2 separate regions of the Homo sapiens genome follow, and region 2 is linked to region 1. The links are chromatin contacts, found by Hi-C or POLR2A ChIA-PET in ENCODE. All regions are on one chromosome and are shown on one strand. Each heading gives the region's core, a stretch centred on a gene start or an enhancer-like site at or near the end of the contact. The rest is flanking DNA. Distances are from core to core; before and after follow the strand shown. Region 1 overlaps GRK4 (G protein-coupled receptor kinase 4). Region 2 has its middle 16 kb from the start of HTT.

Region 1 (3,358 bases), core at 441-2,940:
CAATTAACTTTGTATTTCTTTTACCACCAAAATTATTTTATTGATAGATAAAATTAAATCATGTCTTATGTTTGCTTTTAAAGCAGTCCCCTGTGGGGTGTGCAGTGGATGGGAGTTGGAAGAAACAGCAGCCTAATGTTGATGACACAGAGGCACGGGGACCAGAACCTGAGGCTCATGATACTATTTTTTCCACTTTTGTATGTTGGAAATTTTTCATGACATAAAGTTAAAATAATACATAAATACTACTTTAAGAAGTAATAGAATAAAGATATGAAAATTGTGAATTCTATGAAATATATTTCCTTATACTCTTGACATTTTAAATTAAAAAATCAAGAATCTTTTTAGGCCAGGCGCGGTGGCTCACACCTGTTAATCCTAGCGCTTTGGAAGGCCAAAGTGGGCAGATCACCTGAGGTCAGGAGTTCAAGACCAGCCTGGCCAAAATGGTGAAATCCCGTCTTTACTAAAAATACAAGAAAAATTAGCCAGGCATGGTGGCGGGCACCTGTAATCCCAGCTACTTGGGAGGCTGAGGCAGGAGAATCTTGAGACGGAGTCTCACTCTGTCGCCCAGGCTGGAGTGCAGTGGCGCGATCTCGGCTTACTACAACCTCTGCCTCCCGGGTTTAAGCGATTCTCCTGCCTCAGCCTCTGGAGTAGCTGGGGCTACAGGCACCCGCCACCATGCCTAGTTAATTTTTTTGTTTTTTTATTTTTCGTAGAGACGGGGTGTCGCCATGTTGGCCAGGTTGGTTTCGAGCTCCTGACCTCAGGTGATCTGCCTGCCTTGGCCTCCCAAAGTGCTGGGATTGTAGGCATGAGCCACCATGCCCAGCTGAAAAAGAATCTTTTCAGTTTTACTTTTTAAAACTTTTGCACTTTTACAAAAAGTAAAATACACATATGGGGACATTTAAAAATTAAACATTTACCGTGATCACCTATGCCAACTAGTTCCATTTGTACACTGTCTTAGAGTTGATAGAGTACAGTGCATCACTGAGGGAGGAGCCGACTCACACTGACGAAGCTCACCTTTGAAACGGTCTCGGCTCCTCATGCACTGCTGCTGGTCTCTGCCAGTGAGGGTCTCATCAAGCAAAGAGCTTCCTTTGTGTGGCCTAAGAAATGCCAGGTGGACATAAACCTCCTTTATTTTGCTGTTTAAACTAGGTTTGCGCCTGTCAAGTGCGAGCCACAGGAAAAATGTATGCCTGCAAAAAGCTACAAAAAAAAAGAATAAAGAAGAGGAAAGGTGAAGCTATGGCTCTAAATGAGAAAAGAATTCTGGAGAAAGTGCAAAGTAGATTCGTAGTAAGTGTCTCCTCTTAGTCTTCACTGTGCATTGTTTGATTCATAGCACTTTTGTCAGCCGACATGCCGCTCAGCTCACGCTCACTGAAGCCGTGGAAGTCATTTCTTGTTTTCTGAGTTTATGTGGGGGTTTGCTCTTTTTAGTAACAGTTTTGTTTTTAGTAACAGCTCTCTTCTTTCTTATTCAAACCTTAGAAAACATAGAAGGAGTGATACTGCTTCTAACTTCTGGTTTGTTATAAATCTGTAGTCCCCCGCCTCCCATTCTGTCACTCTTCACACCTGCCAGCTTGCAGAGGCTCCAGGTCCATTAGTTACCCGTGTTTCTTGGTGAATTGCCCTTTCCTTTCCCTTATCACAGCCAGCCAGAGCTTATCTCTGTTTGCTCTCAGCCTCCAGTCAATTTCTCTGGCCCCTGGGACACTGTGACTTGGCTGTGCTTGAGGATACCTTCTCTCTCTCTCTCTCTTTTTTTTTTTTTTTTTTGACACAGGGTTTCGCTCTGTTGTCCAGGCTGGAGCGCAATGGCACGATCTTGGGTCACTGCAGCCTCAACCTTCCAGGCCCAAGTGATCCTCCTACCTCAGCCTCCCAAGCAGCTGGGACCACAGGCACACACCACCATGCCCAACTAGGTTTTAATTTTTTTATTTTTATTCTTATTTTTTAGAGATGAGATCTCTGGCCAGGCGCGGTGGCTCACACCTGTAATCCCACCACTTAGGGAGGCCAAGGAGGGTGGATCACCTGAGGTCAGGAGTTCGAGACCAGCCTGACCAACATGGTGAAATCCCGTCTCTACTAAAAATACAAAAAGAATTAGGTGGGCCTGGTGGCGCGTGCCTGTAGTCCCAGCTACTTGGGATGCTGGTGCAGGAGAATCACTTGAACCTGGGAGGCGGAGGTTGCAGTGAGCTGAGATTGCACCACCGCACTCCAGCCTGGGCAACAGAGCGAGACTCCGTTTCAAAAAAAAGAGAGAGAGATGAGATCTCCCTATGTTGCTCAGGCTGGTCTTGAACTCCTGGGCTCAAGTGATCCACCTGCCTCAGCTTCCCAAAGTGTTGGGATTACAGGTGTGAGCTACCACGTCTGGCTGAGGATACCTTCTCTAGCCCCCTTCTCATGTGGGCCTCCTCCCTCTGGCCTCAATCTGCTTTCCGTCTTTTCCTTTTTCTGGGAAGTTTACCGCTAGGCCCTCAACTAGCATATCCCAATTGTATGAAGCCCAAATACCACCTTCCCACCTTTCTGGAAAGGACAGAACATTGGGCGGACTGGTATGAGCTCAGGGGAGCAGTTCCAGGCTTTACGGTGTGCATTGTATAGTGTGGTTCTCATCTCCAAACCCAGTTTCTCTCTACCTAATTACATATGTCCTGTAGCAGCTACTGAAGTATGAAGACTGGTTGAAGGGAGAGTGTGAACGAGAATTTATAAAATGATTTGTAGTGTTAGAGCTATTTCCTCCAAGCCATTTATTTCTTAGCCCGGAGGTTAGCTGCTTTGTGCAGGGGGACAAATGTTCCCAGTGTACCTTCACAGCCAGCATCTGAATTTAATAGCACAGTGTGGGGCCGGGCGCGGTGGCTCACGCCTGTAATCCCAGCACTTTGGGAGGCCGAGGCAGGCGTCAGGAGATCGAGACCCTCCTGGCTAACACAGTGAAACCCCATCTCTACTAAAAATACAAAGAATTAGCCAGGCGTGGTGGCAGGCGCCTGTAGTCCCAGCTACTCAGGAGGCTGAGGCAGGAGAATGGCGTGAACCCCGGAGGCGGAGCTTGCAGTGAGCCAAGATCACGCCACTGCACTCCAGCCTGGGCAACAGAGCAAGACTCCATCTCAAAAAAAAAAAAAAAAATAGCACAGTGTGTGTATATGATATGTCACTCTCATGTGCAATTACTTGAAAATCTGTAATAAAATGGGCTTATCTGGGAGTTGCTTTAAACATATTTTTTGGCTGGGCTTGGTGGCTCATGCCTGTCATTTCAGCACTTTGGGAGGCCAAGGTGGGAGGATCACTTGAGCCC
Region 2 (3,358 bases), core at 432-2,931, 45 kb after region 1:
CTCAAGAAAGAATTCAGACGAGTCCACAGAATAAAATGAAAGTAAGTTTACTAAGAAAGCCAAGGAATAGAGAATGGCTACTCCATGGGCAGAGCAGCCCCGATGGCCGCTGGTTGGCTATTTTTATGGTTATTTCTTTTTATTTATTTATTTATTTTTGAGACAGAGTCTCCCTTTGTTGCCCAGGCTGGAGTGCAGTGGCGATCTCGGCTCACTGCAAGCTCCGCCTCCCGGGTTCATGCCATTCTTCTGCCTCAGCCTCCTGAGTAGCTGGGACTATAGGCGCCCGCCTGTAATTTTTTGTATTTTTAGTAGAGACGGGGTTTCACCATGTTAGCCAGGATGGTCTCAATCTCCTGACCTTGTGATCCGCCCGCCTCAGCCTCCCAAAGTGCTGGGATTACAGGCGTGAGCCACCACGCCCTGCTGATTATTTCTTGATTATATGCTAAACAAGAGGTGGATTATTCATGAGTTTTCCGTGAAAGGGGTGGGCAATTCCCAGAACTGAGGGTTTCTCCCCTTTTTAGAACATATAGGGTAACTTCTAGGCCAGGCATGGTGGCTCACGCCTGTAATCCCAGCACTTTGGGAGGCCAAGGCGGGCAGATGACCTGAGGTCAGGAGTTTGAGACCAGCTTGACCAACATGGAGAAACCCCATCTCTACTAAAAATAAAAAATTAGCTGGGCGTGGTGGCGCGTGCCTGTACTCCCAGCTACTCGGGAGGCTGAGGCAGGAGAATCGCTTGAACCCGGGAAGCCGAGGTTGTGGTGAGCCGAGATTGCGCCATTGCACTCCAGCCTGCACAACAAGAATGAAACTCTGTCTCAAAAGAAAAAAAAAAAATAGAACATATAGGGTAACTTCTATATGTTGCCATGGCATCAGTAAACTGTCATGGGGCTGGTGGGAGTGCCTTTTAGCATGTTAATGCATTATAATTAGCTTATAATGAGCTGTGAGAACAACCAGAGATCCCTTTCATTGCCATCTTGGTTTTGGTGGGCTTTGGCCAGCTTCTTTACTGCAACCTGTTTTATCAGTAAGGTCTTTGTGACCTGTATCTTGTGTCAGCCTCCTACCTCATCCTGTGACTATGAATGCCTAACCTCCTGGGAACGCGGCCCAGCAGGTGTCAGCCTCATTTTACCCCGCCCCTATTCAAGATGAAGTTGTTCTGGTTCCAACGCCTCTGACATATTAGCTGCATCATTTTACATTTCTTTTTTTTTTTTCCTTTTAAATGGGGTCTTGCTCTGTCACCCAGGCTGGAGTGCTGTGGTATGATCTCGGCTCACTGCAATCTCCACCTCCGAGGTTCCAGCGATTCTCTTGCCTCAGCCTCCCGAGTAGCTGGGACTACAGGCACCCACCATCATACTGGGCTAATTTTTGTGTTTTTAGTAGAGATGGGGTTTCCCCATGTTGCCCAGGCTGATCTCAAACTCCTGGGCTTAAGCAATACAGCCGCGTTGGCCTCCCAAAGTGTTGGGATTACAAGCATGAGCTACCCCACCCAGCTCATTTTACATTTCCACTTGTTAAACTGAAAACTGGCCCGAGAAAGCTTCTGTACTGCCATCCTTGCGTCCTTGCAGATGAATCGTAACCTAGCATAGTAGGTAGGCAGACTGAAAACCTAACTTAGCAGTAGGCTTCTGTAACAACAGCTGTGTCTCAGCCAGTTCCTGCAGCCAGACTTCAACCACTCACAGGCCGCAAACTGTTCAAACTGTGTTCGGAGAAGGCGAATTCATCTGGCTGTTAACGTGCCTCACTTCTGCTTTCTGTGGCCACTTTCCCTTTTCTGTCCATAAATTTGCTTTGACCACACAGCATCCCTAGAGTCTCCCTGAATCTGCTGTGATTCTGGGACCTGCACCATTTGTGAATTGTTTTTTTTTTCCTTGATCAGCTAAACTCTGTTCAATTCAATTTGTTGGAAGTTTTTAACATACCAATGGTGCACCAAGGTTCCAATTTCTCCACTTCCTCATAAATAAGTCATTTTAAATGGCTTTTCAGTATTCCAATATTTGGAAGTATTAATGTTTCTACCAATTTTCTATTTTTGGACATTGAGGTTGTTTCATTTTTTTTTTCTTTTTTTGAGACAGAGTCTCGCTCCGTCACCCAGGCTGGAGTGCAGTGGCCTGATCCCGGCCCACTGCAACCTCCACCTCCCTCCTCAGCCTCCTGAGTAGCTGGGATTACAGGTGCATGCACCACCACACCCAGCTAATTTTTGTATTTTTAGTAGAGATGGGGTTTCACCATGTTGGTCAGGCTGGTCTCAAACTCCTGACCTCAGGTGGTCCACCTGCCTTGGCCTCCCAAAATGCTGGGATTACAGGCCTGAGCCACTGCGCCTGGCCTCATCTTCTTGATATTAATGTTGCTTTAACATCTTTGTCCCTGTGTTTTTTGTTTTTTTTTTTGAGACGGAGTCTCATTCATTCTGTCACCCAGGCTGGAGTTCAGTGGCGTGATCTCAGCTCACTGCAACCTCTGTCTCCTGGGTTCCAGTGATTCTCCTGCGTCGGTCTCCTGAGTAGCTGTGTTCCTGGGTCTTTCGATGGTTATTTAATACTTCCCTACAGTAATGCCCTGTGCGTACATGCTAAGTGTGATGAAATGGTTGGCACAGTTAAATCTTTTGAAAGACATTGCCAAGTCACTCTTCAGAAAAGTGATAGGAGGTCATAGCAATTTTAAGAAGTCCTCATTTCTACATTTCCTTACTAATCTCGGTTGGTGTCTCTTCAATCTTTCCTCACACTTTTCTTGGGTTTTTCCTGAATCATGAGTCTACTACATTTACACATTTTAAAGCATCTTTAGAAACAGGATCTCATTTTGTTGCCCAGGCTAGAGTTTGGTGGCATGATTATAGCTCCTCATACTCCTGGGCTCAAGTGATCCTTCCACCTCTGAAACCCCAAAATTTGAGAAAGGTCTCATTTAATTTAGAAAGTTTATTTTGCCAAGGTTGAGGGTGCACACCTGTGATGATATACGAGTTAAAAAGAAATTATTTAGGCAGATACTGAGGGTAAGAAAGTCCTCGGTAAGGTTTTCTTTTCAATGAAAAGCAGCCCCCAAGCATTTTCTTTTCTAACAAAGAGCAGCCTGTAAAATCGAGCTGCAGACATACACAAGCAAGCTGGAAGCTTGCACAGGTGAATGCTGGCAGCTGTGCCAATAAGAAAAGGCTACCTGGGGCCAGGCAGATCCAACATGGCGGCTCCATCTTCCCTTTCCTTGTCAACCATGTGCACAGTAAGGAGCAGGCAACATAGTGTCCCCCGAGTAGAGACCAATTTGCATAATAAAAGGTGAGGGTAGGGTGGGCAGC

What was found. A loop is a pair of places that touch in the nucleus more often than their neighbours do. ChIA-PET counts read pairs that join two places held with the same protein, here RNA polymerase II (POLR2A). Pooled maps may share reads with other maps.
Region 2: a loop to region 1 is called in a pooled map, with 2.0 times the contacts of the local background. The contact joins two enhancer-like sites. A Hi-C loop is called at or near these places in 3 of 37 single-sample maps with no recorded cell type and 5 of 50 pooled maps. POLR2A ChIA-PET finds 5 or more read pairs at or near these places in 4 of 52 experiments (AG04450, activated CD4-positive, alpha-beta T cell, activated T-cell and 1 more).

The regions. Positions count from the first base shown.
Region 1 is chr4:3,012,506-3,015,863 of GRCh38, forward strand. It overlaps GRK4 (G protein-coupled receptor kinase 4), which reads left to right. Exons shown (of 16, transcript NM_182982.3): 8 at 1,183-1,323. Among named protein-coding and RNA genes, the nearest start is that of GRK4, 51 kb to the left of the region's middle. RefSeq lists an enhancer at 1,213-1,272. Within about 2 kb of position 1,691, at least 3 of the 41 ENCODE cell types and tissues checked have a DNase peak (open chromatin) inside an H3K27ac peak, as active enhancers do.
Region 2 is chr4:3,057,495-3,060,852 of GRCh38, forward strand. It overlaps HTT-AS. Among named protein-coding and RNA genes, the nearest start is that of HTT, 16 kb to the right of the region's middle. RefSeq lists an enhancer at 1,524-1,603. Within about 2 kb of position 1,682, at least 3 of the 41 ENCODE cell types and tissues checked have a DNase peak (open chromatin) inside an H3K27ac peak, as active enhancers do.